Linked DNA regions of Homo sapiens: regions 2 and 3 are each linked to region 1. Evidence: read pairs that join two places in POLR2A ChIA-PET (ENCODE). Cell type or tissue: Caco-2. All regions are shown on one strand.

Region 1 (4,000 bases):
GCAGAGGCAGAACGTCGTGCCAATACCTCAGCCCTGGCAGTACCTAGCCCTGTGAGCAACTCGGCAAGTGCTCGGCATCGGACAGAGGCACTGATGGATGCTCAGAAGGAGGACTTCAACAGCAAACACATGGCCAACCAGCGGGCACTTGGCAAGCTCTCTGCCCATACCCACACCCTGAGCCTGACAGACATAAATGAGCTGGTGAGGTTGAAGTGTTGGGTGGGGCAGGTGGGTGTAGATGTTCCTCTCACAGGGCCCTGACTTGTTCTGTGCCTGGCAGGTGTGTGGGGCACCAGGGGATGCACCCTGTGCTACAAGCCCTTGTGGGGGTGCCGGCTGTCGAGATGAGGATGGGCAGCCGCGCTGTGGGGGCCTCAGCTGCAATGGGGCAGCGGCTACAGCAGACCTAGCACTGGGCCGGGCCCGGCACACACAGGCAGAGCTGCAGCGGGCACTGGCAGAAGGTGGTAGCATCCTCAGCAGAGTGGCTGAGACTCGTCGGCAGGCAAGCGAGGCACAGCAGCGGGCCCAGGCAGCCCTGGACAAGGCTAATGCTTCCAGGGGACAGGTGGAACAGGCCAACCAGGAACTTCAAGAACTTATCCAGAGTGTGAAGGACTTCCTCAACCGTGAGCCTCCCACGTGTCCCAGGCCATGTGGTTGTCCCCTTTGGCAACTCCCGGTGTCTGTATCTCCCTTGGTTCATACTTGAGCCTCAGGGACTACACTGGATTAGTGTTTATGATCCCTTGACTGGCTCCTGAGTTATTGCCCATATGTGGTCCCAGGTCCATGTTCTTGAGTCTGAGCCCCTTGTATAGTCCCTGTCCTTGTGATTATATCCTTATGCCTGGTAACAAACCCCTATCCCATGTACATGTCCTGAGTCCATACCCCAAAACTGTATCCTCATGCCCATGCTGGAGAATCTATGTTCTTAAGTTCTTGCTGTGTCCCTATAGAGGAGGGGGCTGATCCTGATAGCATTGAAATGGTGGCCACACGGGTGCTAGAGCTCTCCATCCCAGCTTCAGCTGAGCAGATCCAGCACCTGGCGGGTGCGATTGCAGAGCGAGTCCGGAGCCTGGCAGATGTGGATGCGATCCTGGCACGTACTGTAGGAGATGTGCGTCGTGCCGAGCAGCTACTGCAGGATGCACGGCGGGCAAGGTCTGACCCCATCCCTGGCCCCTATCCCTGACACCTGGTTTTGATACCTCCAGGTTCTGATTCCCCCTTCTCCCCAGGAGCTGGGCTGAGGATGAGAAACAGAAGGCAGAGACAGTACAGGCAGCACTGGAGGAGGCCCAGCGGGCACAGGGTATTGCCCAGGGTGCCATCCGGGGGGCAGTGGCTGACACACGGGACACAGAGCAGACCCTGTACCAGGTGAGGTCTTCCTAGGACATCAGTGGGACAAGGTTATGGGCATGAACCGTAGATCTGTGTAACCTTTGGCTCACCCATGGCAGGTACAGGAGAGGATGGCAGGTGCAGAGCGGGCACTGAGCTCTGCAGGTGAAAGGGCTCGGCAGTTGGATGCTCTCCTGGAGGCTCTGAAATTGAAACGGGCAGGAAATAGTCTGGCAGCCTCTACAGCAGAAGAAACGGCAGGCAGTGCCCAGGGTCGTGCCCAGGAGGCTGAGCAGGTGGGTTGAGGCAGAGCCAGCTGGAGAAGGTAGGGGTGGAAGATGGGCCTCCACTGAGCTACCACGCTAACCTAACCCTCTACATCTGCAGCTGCTACGCGGTCCTCTGGGTGATCAGTACCAGACGGTGAAGGCCCTAGCTGAGCGCAAGGCCCAAGGTGTGCTGGCTGCACAGGCAAGGGCAGAACAACTGCGGGATGAGGCTCGGGACCTGTTGCAAGCCGCTCAGGACAAGCTGCAGCGGCTACAGGGTAAGAAATGGGGCACCAGAGACACAAGACTGCGGGAAACCCCCCCTAAACTGACACCTGCCCTTCCTAGAATTGGAAGGCACCTATGAGGAAAATGAGCGGGCACTGGAGAGTAAGGCAGCCCAGTTGGACGGGTTGGAGGCCAGGATGCGCAGCGTGCTTCAAGCCATCAACTTGCAGGTGCAGATCTACAACACCTGCCAGTGACCCCTGCCCAAGGCCTACCCCAGTTCCTAGCACTGCCCCACATGCATGTCTGCCTATGCACTGAAGAGCTCTTGGCCCGGCAGGGCCCCCAATAAACCAGTGTGAACCCCCACTGTGTTGTCTGGACTCTGATTTGGGGCGGGCGGGGGAGTCTCCAGGGGAACCTCGAGGTTGCCCCCAGCAGAACCCATGCACCGCTAAGCCACCCGAGCACCGCCTCCTTCCGCTCGGGCCCGCCCCGGAGCTGCGGGTCGCTCCGAGCCCATTCCCGCCGGAAGTGCGTCACCAGCTTGGCGCTCCGCCTCCCTCGGCCTTAGCTAGAAGTCGAAACAAAACAAGCCGCTAAGGCGGTGGCGGCGGCGCCGGGACGGGGGAGGGGCGCGCCGGAACCGGAACCGACCTGCGCCGGAACCGGAACGGAGAGCGGGTTGCCAGGGCCCGAAGAGGGCTGGCTGCGGCGGTCTCGCTCGGTGAGTGGAGCAGGCTGCAACTCGCTGGCTTGGCCGCAGCGGGGAGGCCGCAACGCGCGGCCGCGGCGGCCTGTTCAAGGTCACGGGCCGTGCCAGTCCCTACCCCTAGTGCCCCGCAGCGTGCCAGCCCACTGATGCCGGCAGGGCCGTTACGCTATGCCTGTGGCCAGCCTCCCACCTGGGAGAGGACTGGCGGCCAGCGAGGGCAACTTCGTGGGAGAGGTGGTGGCGGGCTCGGGGTTCAGAGGCTGAAGCTGGGTCGCAGCTCGACCGGGGCGCTGATCTGTGGTCAGTAACCCCGCGCTGCCATTTCAGGCCGGCTCGGGTCTCTAAACAGCCCCTTACCCGCCTCGACGTCCCTGGGGCATGGGGGAGGGACGCGACCTTCGGCTGGGGCCTGGGTGCAAGAAGGAGGCGCCGGTGGCAGGTGTCATTAAAGATCCAGCCCACCAGTACCACATCTGACCTGTAGAAGGGTATCCTGCCATCCCTCCTTCCTCCTTTACACACTTAGGGGAACACAGACTAGTCATTATCTGTCCTGCTACTGGTTCAGGCCAGGCTTGAGGCTGCCAGGAGTCCTGGATCTGTGGTCCTCCCCAGCCTCATCTCAGTATCTAGTTTCAAGACCTTCATTTTGGAGGAGGAAACAGTCCAGAATCCACTGGTGGGTCTGTGGGAAACTGTAGTGGTCCTTGTGGCTCAGAGCTCATGAGTGAAGGCATCTGGGAAGGAAGGTGATAATTTCTGTTCCAGTCTCAAACTGGATGCCCATCCTGCCTTAGTACTGGAGCAGGGTTGCTGCTGAAGAGGTAGCGTGACATCTAGATACACTTTTCAGTCCCTTTCTGCTTGGGACAGCAGCTGGGGAGAGGACTTTCTCTTGAAATGAAGAAGGACCAAGCAGTACATAGGAGCAGGTTCTTGCCAAGGGTGGGAGCTGGCAGGAGGCAGGTGGAGTGCCTTAGCCCCAGGACTTTTTCTGGGCAATGGTAGAACCTGGGTTGAGCCTGTTTACAGCCACAGAGCCTGGTTCTCCTGCGGCTTGTCTCCTGTCCTGCCTTCCTCCTCCACCTTCTATTTCTCCAGTGGTGACTAAGCAGCCAGTGAGAGTGAAGGAAAAGTGAGCACCCTGCTCGGAGTGCCAGCCCTGTGGGCTGGAGCCGTGGCTCCTCTCCAGATTGGTGGAGTAGCCTGGTCCCAGGCCATGACTTCCTTGACCTGGTGCCCCCTCAGTGAGGCTTTCACCTGTGTGGGACTGTTATGGTGGGTATCTATGAGGCTTGGCCAGAAGTGGTTGCTGCTACTTGCATTATTTATTACCTCTTCAGAATATCCTGAGAGTGTCCAGGGGTACTTAAGAGATGAGAAGATACAGCTCTGTAGCATTAGTGTCCTGTGTTGCTGAGCCCTGGGTGTA
Region 2 (4,000 bases), 120 kb before region 1:
CCAACTGACAAAGGAGGAGGAAATAAACCTCCATCTTTTATATCTCCTCCGAACAGCTGGGGCTTTGTCTGGTACTTTGTGAAAATGCTAGGTTCACCCTGTTAAATGAAAAAAATATATAGCATTTCACACATAAAAATATTTATAGCATTCACTATTTTCTGTACAATGCAGAGTCACATTTAAGTGCAAACCATATTGCTGTAACGTAACATAGCAAGTAGTATTTCCATTTTATCTTTGTATACACCAGAAAATTATATTTAAAATAAAGCAACTGTTTTTATTAATATAGATTTTTGCCTTACCAGCCCAGAGATATTTTAAATGTCAACCAAAATAGCTTAGAATCAATTGCATAAATTTAAAGGCAAGAACAGAGAACCATTTATGCTATTTCTGACATGATGTGTTAAAGTTTTCATAATCATAATTTTAACTCAAATTGCTGTTGCTCAGCTGCTAGTGAACTGAACTCATATTGGTAAGTTTGATGTGGACTGGACAGTGGGCATGCTGACAAATGGTGAGCCACTTTCTGCATTCTTTGGCAAAATTCTGAAACATTCAGGGAGGTCATTTATTCCTTCATATCACTAGATACCAATTTTTGTACTGAAATACTTATTTCAGAGCATACTTTACTAACTTAAAGCACCGACTGGCTGGGCATGGTGGCTCACCCCTGTACTCCCAACACTTTGTTTGGGAGGCCGAGGTGGGTGGATCACAAGGTCAGGAGTTTGAGACCAACCTGACCAATGTGATGAAACCCCGTCACTACTAGAAATACAAAAATTGGTCGGGTGTGGTGGCTCATGCCTGTAATCCCAGCACTTTGGGAGGCCGAGGCGGGCGGATCACCTGAGGTCAGGAGTTTGAGACCAGCCTGCTCAACTTGGCGAAACCCTGTCTCTACTAAAATACAAAAAATTAGCCGGGCATGCTGGCAGGCGCCTGTAATCCCAACTACTCAGGAGGCTGAGGCAGGAGAATTGCTTTAACACAGAAGGAGGAGGTTGCAGTGAGCCAAGATTGCACCACTGCATTCCAGCCTGGGCGACAAGAGTGAAACTCCGTCTCAAAACAGAAACAAAAACAAAAACAAAAATTAGCTGGGCGTGGTGGCACACACCTGTAATCACAGCTACTCGGGAGGCTGAGGCAGGAGAATCTCTTGAACCTGGGAAGAGGAGGTTGCAGTGAGCCAAGATCGTGCCACTGCACTCTAGCCCGGGTGACAGAGTGCGACTCTGTCTCAAAAGAAAAGAAAAGAAAAGAAAAGAAAAAAAAGCACCAACTTAATCTTATTTGTTAAGTCCCTATTTGATGCATGTAAGTTTATATATAAAACTTGAGCCCAGGCTGGGCACAGTGGCTTACGCCTATAATCCCAGCACTTTGGGAGGCCGAAGTGGGCAGATCACCTGAGGTGGGGAGTTCAAGAACAGCCTGACCAACATGGAGAAACCCCGTCTCTACTAAAAATACAAAATTAGCCAGGCGTGGTGCGCATGCCTGTAATCCCAGCTACTCAGGAGACTGAGGCAGGAGAATTGCTTAAACCTGGAAGGCAGAGGTTGTGGTGAGCCGAGATCGTACCATTGCACTCCAGTCTGGGCAACCAGAGCAAAACTCCGTCTCAAAAAAAAAAAAAAAATCCCTTGAGCCCAGGAGTTCAAGACCAGCCTGGGCAACATGGCTAAACCCCATCCCTACAAAAAATATAAAAATTAGCTGGTGCAGCTGGGCACGGGGGCTCACGCCTGTAATCCCAGAACTTTGGGAGGCTGAGGCAGGTGGGTCATGAGGTCAGGAGATTGAGACCATCCTGGCTGACATGGTGAAATCCTGTCTCTACTAAAAATACAAAAATTAGCTGGGCGTGGTGGTGCACGCCCATAGTCCCATCTACTCAGGAGACTGAGGCAGGAGAATCGCTTGAACCCGGGAGGCAGAGGTTGTAGTGAGCTGAGATCATGCCACTGCACTCCAGTCTGGCAACAGTGAGGCTCCCTCTCAAAAAAAAAAAGAAAAAAATTAGCTTGGTGTGGCCAGGCATGGTAGCTCACACCTGTAATCCCAGCACTTTGGGAGGCCAATGCAGGTGGATCACTTGAGGTCAGGAGTTTGAGACCAGCCTAGCCAACACAGTGAAACCCTGTCTCTACTAAAAATACAAAAATTAGCTGGGCATGGGGGCAGGCGCCTATAATCCCAGCCACTCAGGAGGCTGAGGCATGATAATTGCTTGCACCCAGGAGGCAGAGGTTGCAGTGAGCTGAGATCACACTGAAGCAGGAGATGTAAAGAGAAAAACAAGTTTTCTCTTGCTGGGCTGACTCACTCCAAGACCTAGCAATAGGCAGCAGAGCTCTGGCAGGGCTTTGATAACACTATGTGCAAAACCAGAGCCCTCAAGGAATGTGCTCCAGAGTCCCCTCTCCTCCCATTCCCAGGCGAGGGTGGGAAAGCAGGTTTTTCTCTTTTCCCAACTTCCCCCTCCCCTTTGATAATCCTTCCTTAGTGATACTCAAGGTTACTTCACAGAGTTTTACAATTCCTGTTTCTCTTCTGTGCAACATGACAAGGTCACAAGACGAGCTTGAGTAAGATATGTACCAGATGCAAAGCCTGCTTTAGTTTGATAAGTTCCTGTTTTCCTTCCAATGCAGCTGCGAGGTCACGAGCTATGCTAGGATGATGAAACCTGTCACTGTTTGATTAACTGCCTTTGTTCTGCTTCTGTATGCCCACTTGCCTGCACTATACACTTCATGCCACCAAATTCCCTCCACGCCATTCAAACTGGCCAATCCCCTTTCAGAAATGTGTATAAAAGTCAAGCCCTGTTTCTGTTCAGGTCTCAGCCTTTTGGATGCGAATCCGCTGAGCCGGTGCACACCTTAATAAAATCCTCCTGTTTTATCCATTTGGTCTCTCTGGTCCTCTGATTCCTGCCACAGCACCACTGCACTACAGCCTGGGTGACAGAGGGAAAAACTCTGTCTCAAAAACAAAACAAAACAAAACAAAACAAAACTACATTTAGTTATAGGTGCCTCCAAAATCAAAATGTTTTTGACTCACAAGAAAACACAGATTGATCTCAAAGAATCAGGCTGGGCATGGTGGCTCACACCTGTAATCCCAGCACTTTGGGCAGCTGAGGTGAGCAGATCATCTGAGGTTAGGAGCTCAAGACTAGCCCGCCAACATGGAGAAACACTGTCTCTACTAAAAACGCAAAAATCAGCCGTGTGTGGTGGCACACACCTATAATCCCAGCTACTAGGGAGGCTGAGACAGGAGAATTACTTGAACCTGGAAGGCGAAGTTTGCAGTCAGTGAACTGAGATCATGCCACTGGACCTCGGCCCAGGTGACAGAGCAAGACTCTGTCTCAAAAAAAAAAAAAAAAAAAAAAAAAAAAAAAGGAAAAGACAGGTTAATCTCAAAACATCAAGGATTCAAGAGACTCTGTTCCTCATTCTGGCCTTTACTCACTAACCTAGGCCTCAGAATCCTCATCTCCTTCTTCTTCAAGGACATAATGTAGTATAGTTGACTAAAGTATACAGATTACATGAAGTTTATTATTTAAAAAAGTCTGTCTAAAATAAAATTTGTTATTTTATTTCTATTTTATGAAAACTATTTTTACTTATAAATTCTCACAAACAATAGTATGACTAGCCTTAGGCAAATATATATGTATATATATTTGCCTCTCCCTAGGATTGGTCAAGGAATTGACACTATTTTACGTTGCTTTGTAATAGAAGAAACCGCAAATATAAATGTTGCCATTTCAGACTATTAAGTCAAATGAGTCACTAATCAAGCACAAATCCCTTTAGGAGAGTAATCCTTACAGATGTACAATTCTAAAACATATTCCAACAGAATAAGTAATTTTTTTAAGGCTAGAAACTAAGTATTGGTTGTCGGGTTTTTTTGTTTTGTTTGTTTGTTTTGAGACAGAGTCATGCTCTATCTC
Region 3 (4,000 bases), 200 kb before region 1:
AGGCAGAGTCTTGCTCTGTCACCCAGGCTGGAGTGCAGTGGCACGATCTCGGCTCACTGCAACCTCTGCCTCTCAGGTTCAAGCGATTCTCCTGCCTCAGCCTCCTGAGCAGCTGGGATTACGGGTTCGTGCCACCACGCCCGGCTAATTTTTTGTATTTTTAGTAGAGATGGGATTTCACCACGTTGGCCAGGCTGGTCTCGAACTCCTGGCCTCAGGTGATCCACCCGCCTTGGCGTCCCAGAGTGCTGGGATTACAGGCGTGAGCCACCACACCTGGCCGGTTGTTTATATTTAATTGTCTTTTTTTCACTAATGAGGACCACCTTGTAAATTCTGGGCATTTTCAGAGTTTTCTCTTCCATGTGAATTGCTCCAGCTAACTTAATATTAGTTTCTCAAGGGTTTGTGTAGACCTGGCTTTGTCTCTTTCCATCTGTTTCTCTCTTTCCCTTTAACGTCACTTGCCTGAGGTCTATAAGGCCCTTTAAGGTTGCCAGCCCAGAGCCAGAAGAGATTGGTGTCCCTGAAGTTAAGAAAGCCACCTTTGCCTACAGATGGTGTTCACAGTGTTGGTGTGGAGTCACAGCTTGACTTTTGGTAAGGCAGCAAGTATTCTGACTGTTAAGAGTTTATTGTAGCTGGGCACTGGTGGCTCATGCCTGTAATCCCAGCAGTTTGAGAGGCTGATGTGGGAAGATTGCTTGAGCCCAGGAGTTTGAGACCATCCTAGGCAACATAATGTGACCCTGTCTCTTAAAAAAATAAAATTAGGTCAGGCACGGTGGCTCATGCCTATAATCCCAGCACTTTGGGAGGCCAAGGCGGGCGGATCACCTAAGGTCAGGAGTTCAAGACCAGTCTGGCCAACATGGTGAAACCCTGTCTCTACTAAAAATGCAAAAATTAGCCAGGCGTGGTGGCGTGTGCCTGTAATCCCAGCTACCTGGGAGCCTGAGGCAAGAGACTCGCTTAAACCCAGGAGGCAGAGGTTGCAGTGAGCTGAGACTTCACCATTGCTTTCCAGCCTGGGCAACAAGAGTGAAACTCCATCTCAGGCTGGGCGCAGTGGCTCATGCCTGTAATCCCAGCACTTTGGGAGGCCGAGGCGGGCGGATCACGAGGTCAGGAGATTGAGACCATCCTGGCTAACACAGTGAAACCCCGTCTCTACTAAAAATACTTAAAAAAAAAAAAAAACACCACGGGCATGGTGGCAGGCGCCTGTAGTCCCAGCTACTCGGGAGGCTGAGGCAGGAGAATGATGTGAACCCAGGAGGCGGAGCATGCAGTGAGCCGATATCACGCCACTGCACTCCAGGCTGGGCAACAGAGTAAGACTGTTGTCTCAAAAAAAAAAAAAAAACAAACAAACAAAAAACAAAACAAAACAAAAAAAGAGTGAAACTCCATCTCAAAAAAAAAAATAGGGGGCCCCAGGAGATGTTGACCCAGCAGGGCATGGCGCTGCAGAACTACGACAACAAGCTGGTCAAATGCATAGAGGAGCTATGCCAGAAGCAGGAGGAGCTGTGCTGGCAGATCCAGCAGGAGGAGGACAAGAAACAGCGGCTGCAGAATGAGGTGAGGCAGCTGACAGAGAAGCTGGCCTGCGTCAACGAGAAGCTGGCCCGCGTCAACGAGAACCTGGCACGCAAGATTGCCTCTTGCAGTAAGTTCTACCAGACCATCGCGGAGACGGAGGCCACCTACCTCAAGATGCTGGAGAGCTCCCAGACTTTGCTCAGTGTCCTGAAGAGGGAAGCTGGGAACCTGACCAAGGCTACAGCCTCAGACCAGAAAAGTAGTGGTGGCAGGGACAGCTGACCAGACCATGGGCAGGGCCTGCCTCTGTGCGCCCCTCAACTCAGCCCCAGCAAGTCTGTCCACAGAGCGTCTTCTTCATGGCAGCAGCTGCCTTCTTTCACTGTCTCAGGTGCTAAGAGGGGCAGCTGCCAACCTCCACTGGCATCAGTGACAAGCCCGGGGCACAGCCTGTGGGTCCTGGCTTTGTGCTCACACAGGCTATGGGGAGGGTGGGCTCTAGGTCAGCTCTGCAAGGGGCCTGTCTCTGCGGCACCCACACTCCTGGGCTGCCAGGGAGGTCCTGGTTGTAGTCTGAGCACCATGGAGGTCCCCTCAGCCAGCAGAGGCCCAGGGCAGGGGGCAGGGGTTCTCCTTCATCCCAGAACCCAAACCTCAGGGCTCACCCCTGTGGCCTGTGACTGTCAATAAAGATTATCTTTGTAAAAATAAATAAATGATTGAATGAATGAATGAAAAATAAGTTAACCGGGCTTGGTGGCTTACGCCTATAATTCTAGCACTTTGGGAGGCTGAGGCGGGCAGATCACTTGAGGCCAGGAGTTCGAGACTAGCCTGGCCAACATGGTAAAACCCTGTCTCTACTAAAAATAAAAAAATAGCCAGGCATAGTGGCATGCACCTGTAATTCCAGCTACTCGGGAGGCTGAGGCATGAGAATTGCTTGAACTGGGGAGGCTGAGGCATGAGAATTGCTTGAACTGGGGAGGTGAAGTCTGCAGTGAGCTGAGATTGGACCACTGCACTCCAGCCTGGGTGACAGAGTGAGACACTCTCAAAATAAATAAATAAAGTTAAATTAAAAGAGTTTATCATTATCTTAATTATAATTCCAGGTACCAGACGCTGGATACTTGAGGTCAGTCTTTATTTTATTTTTTTTAGATGAAGTCTCGCTCTCATTTCCCAGTCTGGAGTGCAATGGCGCGATCTCGGCTCACTGCAACCTCCACCTCCCGGGTTCAAGTGATTCTCCTGCCTCAGCCTCTGAGTAGATGGAATTACAGGCATGTGCCACCATGCCTGGCTAATTTTGTATTTTTAGTAGAGATGGGGTTCCTCTGTGTTGGTCAGACTGGTCTCGGACTCCCAACCTCATGTGATCCGCCCACCTCAGCCTCCCAAAGTGCTGGGATTACAGGCGTGAGCCACCACGCCTGGCCTAGTCTTAAAGGATAGGATAGATTCATCCTCAGAGCAGCATTCAGTCTGGAGAACATCTGAGAAGCAAGTGGAGTGCAGTAGATTAAGGAGGGCAGGGATGGGCTTTGCCTGGTTTGTCCAGAGCCTCACTTTGGGCCTGGGCACAGGGATGTTACAGGGTCCCACCATGGTATCAGGCACACGTTTGAGTTGTAATTGATAATCACGTGACATGCCTGGGGAGCAGGACTTACCAGTAGAAAGGTGCCTGGGAGTCCAGAGGCTTGACTACAGTGTCTCTTAGGAGCAGAGGTATCCTTGTTTGGAGGCATAGTGTCTGTTTTCAGAGTGTGGCATGAGACCCAGTCACAAATCAGAGTGAGATCTTGCTTACCTAATATATATGCCTGAGATTCAGACATTTCTCCTGGCTTCCTATATTCCAGCCTGTAATGCCCAGGGTTTGTTCCACAGTTGCCTGAAGGTCTGGAGACAAGTCCCTGCCCTAGTGCTCAGCATTTCCCAGATTATAGTAAATTTTCTGAAGAGAAGTTTTGCTTCTGACTTGTCTGTCAAAGATAGAGTATTTTTTAATAGATAGGGTCTTGCTTTGTTGCCCAGACTGGAATGCAATGGCATGATCATAGTTCACTGCAACCTCAAACTCCTGGGATCAAGGGATCCTCTCGGCTTAGCCTCCCGAGTAGCTAGGACTGCAGGCACGTGCTGCTATGCCTGGCTTTTTCTGTTCTGTAAAGAGAAGTTCAGCCTCCCAAAGTGCTGGGATTGTAAGCATGAGCCACTGCACCCAGCCTAAGGATAGAGTTTTTTTTTTTTTAAATCTTACTGTGTTAATTTTCAAGCATATAAAAAGTATCCTTATATGCCCTTAATTTGGTTTCTTTTTGATTGAATTTACTATGAAAACTGGCAGTATTTTCTAGAACATTTTAAACATCAAATAAAATTTTTCTTTAATTTCTATCACCCTGAAATGTTGTCTGTTTAAGAAATTGACAGGTCTTGGATATCT

What was found. ChIA-PET counts read pairs that join two places held together with the same protein. Peaks named below come from ENCODE experiments on the same cell type or tissue, not always from the same donor. Only the 100,000 strongest peaks of a DNase experiment are listed, where the experiment ranks them.
Region 2: POLR2A ChIA-PET joins it to region 1 with 5 read pairs; 3 of 35 experiments call an interaction of 5 or more read pairs at or near these places.
Region 3: POLR2A ChIA-PET joins it to region 1 with 5 read pairs; 5 of 35 experiments call an interaction of 5 or more read pairs at or near these places.

Annotation. Positions count from the first base shown.
Region 1 is chr3:49,119,336-49,123,335 of GRCh38, reverse strand. It overlaps USP19 (ubiquitin specific peptidase 19), which reads left to right and starts at 2,513. Exons shown (of 27, transcript NM_001199161.2): 1 at 2,513-2,580. It overlaps LAMB2 (laminin subunit beta 2), which reads left to right. Exons shown (of 32, transcript NM_002292.4): 26 at 1-204; 27 at 284-632; 28 at 966-1,173; 29 at 1,251-1,392; 30 at 1,476-1,652; 31 at 1,744-1,903; 32 at 1,974-2,222. The coding sequence ends at 2,110. RefSeq lists enhancers at 1,236-2,224, 2,225-3,214 and a silencer at 2,333-2,652. In Caco-2, no CTCF peak of the experiment used is centred here; a DNase peak (open chromatin) is centred at 2,405; H3K4me3 peaks cover 1,888 bases.
Region 2 is chr3:49,237,324-49,241,323 of GRCh38, reverse strand. It overlaps IHO1 (interactor of HORMAD1 1), which reads right to left. Exons shown (of 8, transcript NM_001135197.2): 4 at 1-98. Among named protein-coding and RNA genes, the nearest start is that of MIR4271, 35 kb to the left of the region's middle. In Caco-2, no CTCF peak of the experiment used is centred here; a DNase peak (open chromatin) is centred at 2,433.
Region 3 is chr3:49,314,909-49,318,908 of GRCh38, reverse strand. All of the region lies in intron 6 of USP4 (ubiquitin specific peptidase 4), which reads left to right. LOC124906236 (Sjoegren syndrome nuclear autoantigen 1 homolog) reads left to right here. Exons shown (of 2, transcript XM_047449404.1): 1 at 1-600; 2 at 1,431-2,257. The coding sequence starts at 1,444. The coding sequence ends at 1,827. Among named protein-coding and RNA genes, the nearest start is that of USP4, 23 kb to the left of the region's middle. RefSeq lists enhancers at 1,416-1,915, 1,916-2,417. In Caco-2, no CTCF peak of the experiment used is centred here; no DNase peak of the experiment used is centred here.